Linked DNA regions of Homo sapiens: region 2 is linked to region 1. A link is a contact called in ENCODE Hi-C or POLR2A ChIA-PET data. All regions are on one chromosome and are shown on one strand. Each heading gives the region's core, a stretch centred on a gene start or an enhancer-like site at or near the end of the contact. The rest is flanking DNA. Distances are from core to core; before and after follow the strand shown.

The links. A loop is a pair of places that touch in the nucleus more often than their neighbours do. ChIA-PET counts read pairs that join two places held with the same protein, here RNA polymerase II (POLR2A). Pooled maps may share reads with other maps.
Region 2: a loop to region 1 is called in a map of B cell, with 15 times the contacts of the local background. The contact joins the promoter of RPS29 here to the promoter of DMAC2L in region 1. A Hi-C loop is called at or near these places in 7 of 168 maps with a recorded cell type or tissue (B cell, CD4-positive, alpha-beta T cell, CD4-positive, alpha-beta memory T cell and 2 more), 5 of 37 single-sample maps with no recorded cell type and 18 of 50 pooled maps. POLR2A ChIA-PET finds 5 or more read pairs at or near these places in 5 of 52 experiments (CD4-positive, alpha-beta T cell, GM12878, activated B cell and 2 more).

Annotation. Positions count from the first base shown.
Region 1 is chr14:50,310,821-50,313,683 of GRCh38, forward strand. It overlaps DMAC2L (distal membrane arm assembly component 2 like), which reads left to right and starts at 1,504. Exons shown (of 6, transcript NM_001382507.1): 1 at 1,504-1,569. It overlaps L2HGDH (L-2-hydroxyglutarate dehydrogenase), which reads right to left and starts at 1,409. Exons shown (of 10, transcript NM_024884.3): 1 at 1,191-1,409. The coding sequence starts at 1,330. RefSeq lists silencers at 1,469-1,598, 1,659-1,888.
Region 2 is chr14:49,584,919-49,587,781 of GRCh38, forward strand. It overlaps RPS29 (ribosomal protein S29), which reads right to left and starts at 1,462. Exons shown (of 3, transcript NM_001032.5): 1 at 1,367-1,462; 2 at 1,032-1,131. The coding sequence starts at 1,428. It also overlaps RN7SL1. RefSeq lists enhancers at 493-542, 1,141-1,640, 1,513-2,022.

The DNA.
Region 1 (2,863 bases), core at 254-2,753:
TCGCTATTACTGGTATCCCACTCTACTCCCCCTATCCACCAACACGCAGCAGCCAGAGTCAACTTTTAGAACATCAACATTTAATTATTAGCCTCTTCTTTTTTTCTTTTCTTTTCTTTTTTTTTTTTTTTTTTTTTTTGCGAGACAGAGTCTTGCTCTGTCGCCCAGGCTGGAGTGCAATGGTGCGATCTCAGCTTACTGCAATCTCCGCCTCCCAGGTTCAAGCGATTCTCCTAAGGCTCCGGAGTAGTTGGGATTACAGGCGCCCACCACCACGCCAGGCTAATTTTTTTGTATTTTTAGTAGAGACGGGGTTTCACCATGTTGGTTAGGCTGGTCTCCAACTTCTGACCTCAGGCGATCCGCCCGCCTCGGCCTCCTAAAGCGTAGCCTCTTCTTAAAACCCTTTTAAATAGCTTCCCGTGGCTCTTAGAATAAAAGTCAACGTGTGGTTAAAATAAACTAAAAACCTTGCTGTGATGTAGTCCTTCTGGGTCATTCCACACCATATGTCTTCCACTAAACTTCAGTCACACTCATATGGCCCACCTTCTAGTCGTCAAAATAGCCAAAACCTCTCCAAGCCTTACAGCCTTCACACAAACTGTTTCTTCTACAGAGGACAGAGAAAGACAATGGTTTCGAATGTGACGTCCAAACTATAAATCACAGGACACTGAATTCTGCGGGCTTTCATTAGCATAAGAGCTGCCTCCGACGGGGGCAACACTATGCGGGGTGTGCCAGGAACTGATTTAAGACTGTATTCAGATCTTCCAAGCAACGCCAAAGACTCCAGCTTATAAAGAGCATATTTGATTGCTTATACTGTGTGCTAGGTCCTTTTATCCTTCAAATGACCACCTACAGGAGAGACTAAGGTCCAATTCACAACTGAGCCTTTAAGGAGGTTAAGTAACTAGCCCAGAGTTCAACAGAAAGTGGACGGGTTGTTCAAAGCCAGAGCTACTCCCGACCTCTACTCTATACACTGCCTTTCCTCCGGCCCGTAAATACAACGAATGAACCTGCAGGTTGGTAGCTCCTGGGATCCGAGGTTGGAGTGCCACAGGACCCCAACCTGCTCTCACCCCGGGACAGGGAAATACGAACAGGGGCACAGGTCCACCACCAGGTGCCTCCGCGAGGGGCAGCAGCGCAGGCGGCGGGGAGGACCAGCGGCCACTCACCTGGTGCTGGCGCTGCGGCTACCTCCACACAGCGGTCTTGGCCTCCCAGACGCGAACCCGCACGCCCCAGGGGAGCCACCGGCGAAAAGCCCGCGGGCCCGTCCGCAGGCACCAACCAAATAACGCAGCGCTGGCACCATCCCCTACGCACGCTCCCCTCCCTCAGCGCTCAGAAGAAGCCACTTGACCCTCCACGGCCGAGGACCCGCGCTCTTTAGCCCCGCCCCTCACGCGGGGGCCAATGAAGTGGCGCGCCTTCGCCCCATGTGGGAGAGGCTGCGGTGGCCAATAGGCGCGCGCGTCGGAGGGCGAAGGGCCGGCCAGGGTGCCGCAGACGCGGGGACGCTGGCTCGCTCCCTCCCTCCCTCCCTCCGACGCTGTGAGTAGAGAAGCTAGGCCCCGAGCCGGGCGGGACTAGGGTGGTGGTTGTGTTCTGCCCTCGCCCGTCGCCAACGCTGGGCTGACTGAAAACCTGGCCCTTTGGGTCGCGCGTCTTCGACCTTCACCGCCATGCGGACATGGGGCCGTGGGAGAAACTCTGGGCGGGATTACGGTGAAAATTCTTGTTTGGGCGGGCCCTGCGGCTTCTTTCTTCCGGCTCGCCCTCGGCCCCGCCCCCGCCCCGCCCCCGCTCCAGCTCCAGCCGGGTCCTCGCTCGGCCCCGCACGCGGCCCGCGGTAGACGGAGGGCCTGGGCACCCACCGTCTCCATCCCGGCCCCAGCCCAGTCGAGCGTCCACTAGAAGGGCGCTCCCTGTCCGGCCCTAATCCTCGCTCCTCACGGAGGCTCTTTGTCACAGCGAAGACTGACAGCCCGCAGTCTTCTGGACTTCTTTTATGGGGCTCCTGGCGGTGCTATTCATTCAGTCATTGATTCGTCTTGTAAATATGGAGCGCCTGCTCTGTACTCGACCCGGCACTGGGTACCGGAAGAACCAGACAGCTCGGTTTTTGCCACCATTTATAAGTCTGTGTCCTTTTCTTGAGTACTGAACCGAGATACAGTTTTAAATGTGCTGTGCGGTCTCTGAGCAGCGACTCACCTGTGCAGGTCACTTCACCTGATTCCCTTTATGTAAAAATGAGGGCGATGGGCTGTGTAATCTCTAAAGGACCTTCTAACTCTTTAAAATTGTCACTGTGCCGGTGTTGCTAACACTCATTCTGTATGCTTGATGGCAGTTTTTAATTTTTAGGGTTAGGACAGCTGAACATAACAAATAGAATTATACAGATTTATTACCAGAAGGACTTCGTGTGCCTCTAAGAATCTTGGTTCCAGTCTTTGGTCAGGTAGCTCCAGGAAATCACTTCACCTCTTTGCCTCAGACCCTCCTCAGTGAACTAGGAATGATAGCAGTGTCTCCCTAGTCTTAGGGCCGTTGAGCGGATTACACGAGATAAGGTCAGCAGGTGTTTAGCACAGTGAAGCATTTGCTACGTGATGACATTTATTATGGTTAAAGGGTTTTACCACCAGAACAGTGGTACATAGTTTGCTTTATTTGTTAAAACAATGTAGAATATTGCCTGCTTGTTCCATCACAGATGAAAAAAAGAGATGGTTATTCAACTTTGTGAGGTAATTGTGGATTTCCATGCAATTGTAAGAATAGAGATTCTGTGTACCCTTTACCCAGTCTTCCCAGTGGTAGCATCTTGCAAAACTAGTAC
Region 2 (2,863 bases), core at 212-2,711, 730 kb before region 1:
GCCAAAAGTTTCACAGTCAAAAGTTTCATATAAACACTAGCTTGACTAAGATGATCAAGAGATAGAAGCACTAAATGGCAGACCATTGTTTGCTGAATCTTAACAATGTCTTTCCGGCCCCAAACTTTAAGTTCATTCCAGTGTATGACGCTTTCAAACATTTTGGGTTGGCCGGGCGCGGTGGCTCACGCCTGTAATCTCAGCACTTTGGGAGGCCGAAGCAGGCGGATCACGAGGTCAGCAGTTCGAGACCAGCCTGACCAACATGGTAAAACCCCGTCTCTACTAAAAATAAAAAAATTAGCCGGACATGGTGGCAGGCGCCTGTAATCCCAGCTATTCAGGAGGCTGAGGCAGGAGAATCGCTTGAACCGGGGAGGCGGAGGTTGCACTGAGCGGAGATCACGCCATCGCACTCCAGGTTGGGTGAGTGCGACTCCGACTCAAAAAAAAAAAAAAAAAAACTTGGGGTCAGCGGTTAATACATATATTTGGTTAGAAAATATCTAGGTACAGCCGCGCGTGGTGGCAAGAGCCTTTAGTCCCAGCTACTCGGGACGCCAAGGCAAGAGGATCGCCTGAGACCAGGAGGAGTTCGAGGCTGCAGTGAGCCGTAACAACGCCACTGCACTTCAACCTGGGCGACAGAGGGAGACCCTATCTCTAAAAAAAAAAAAAAGAGAATAGGTACTTACAAGATTGATAAATGAAACAAATGTAAAACAATTTTAGTGGCTTCTCTAAAGTGAATTTCACCAAACACAATACACGGCACCTAAAACTGGCTAAGCTATCTAGGTAAAAAAGGGAGTAGGAAAGACTAAGTCCTTCACCTTCTCCATTCTATTAATTTGATTGCCCAAACCATCAACACTGTCACCAGCTACCAACTAAAAAAAGAGGAAAAGCTCTTGGTCGAATGCTCAGAATTACCACTCCAGGGAAGATCTGTCCGTTTGTCTTTCGCGGAAAAAATAACCCCCACAACCTTCTCTGCCCAAACAACATGGAGTACGCCTGCAGACGCCTACCTTAATGAAACCGATATCCTTCGCGTACTGACGGAAACACTGGCGGCACATATTGAGGCCATATTTCCGGATCAGACCGTGCCGGTTTGAACAGACACGACTGTAAGAAAAGAGACAGCGGTTTTGCAGGTCATAGAAATTACAAGACTCCGCACTCAGACGGCTACTACCCGCATCCCGGGACTCCCAAGCCACAGTACAGGCCTGTAATGGCGGCACCAGCGACTCCCAGTCGGCGTGCTCCCTCGTGCCGCCCGTGGCCTCCTCTACTTGAGATTTTAAGCAGCCTAGCGCTCCACGGCAACGCTTCCCCAAAATCACAAACTATTTCTCACCAAGAGCGAGAACCCTGGCCGAATTTTCGCGGGTGGCTCCAGTACAGCTGCTGGTGACCCATCTTGCTCTCAGCAGTGCAACGAGGTAAAAGGAAGAAGCTGGCCCACGCATGCGCTCTTCAAATTTTTGAGACAGTTTACCCAGAATGCAGTGCTCAAAGGAAACGCGTGCGCAGTGTGGTCAGGTTGTTTCGCTGGGTGAGTAAAATGAAATCTTAGAGGCGTTGTGGGCTGGCCCAGTTGATGACGTCACCATACCACAGCTTCTAGTGCTATTCTGCGCCGGTATCCGACCGCCGGGCGCGGTGGCGCGTGCCTGTAGTCCCAGCTACTCGGGAGGCTGAGGCTGGAGGATCGCTTGAGTCCAGGAGTTCTGGGCTGTAGTGCGCTATGCCGATCGGGTGTCCGCACTAAGTTCGGCATCAATATGGTGACCTCCCGGGAGCGGGGGACCACCAGGTTGCCTAAGGAGGGGTGAACCGGCCCAGGTCGGAAACGGAGCAGGTCAAAACTCCCGTGCTGATCAGTAGTGGGATCGCGCCTGTGAATAGCCACTGCACTCCAGCCTGGGCAACATAGCGAGACCCCGTCTCTTTTGAACAATAAATACGTTAATTTTGGACTCTCAAGAGATGAATATTCTCATAGTCTTTTTTATTGATTAAACCTTTTACTTTCTTTTAATTAAAACGTTACACTTGGGAAAGGAGTTTTTCCTCGACTCACCAGTGACACCTACTGGAATAAATTTACAAAACAACTTAAAATCAGCTGTAATGATCACGAGTCAACGGTAGGGTTTGCTTTTATTTTGTTAAAGAGAGTACGTTTTCAAATTTATTTTTTTGACACACTCCTCCAAGAAATACACCTACACCATTCCAAAAAAAAATGAGATTCTTTGGCATTTAGTGTATTTGATTCTTAAATGTAATTGGCTGAATGTAAAGTAATAAACAAGTAATGTGCAGTGTATGTTGCTTTGACCAGATAATTTGGTGACAAAACAAGTAATGAAAAGCAAATGCAAAAATGCAAAAAACCAATGTCAATAAACGAATTTCTGCTGAAAGATACCTACATTCCATATGGTCATTTATAATGCCTCCAGATAAAACTGCTCTGAAATCAAAGCTTTAACTAGATTTATAAAATGTAGCACAGGGTGCAACAATTCCAGAAACTTTTACATATAAACTTTTATAAATTGAAATACAACACTTCTTTAAGGTATGTTATGTCAGGGTTCTAGTGGGGTCCCCCTACCCAATCATTAAGTTAGGCATTGTATTATATGATTAAGGAAGGAGGGGAGTCAGAGATTTGTAAACTAGATATAACTTGCTCCTTGCCCTCAAAATTTTCTAATCTGTGGGAAACAGGATTATCTCCAAGACTTCAACATACAACGTTTGTGCACCAACAACATATGTACAGCTAAGGAAAATATTCTGTATTAAATCATGGGTGTGCTCATGAAGTACGAAAGGAGCCAAG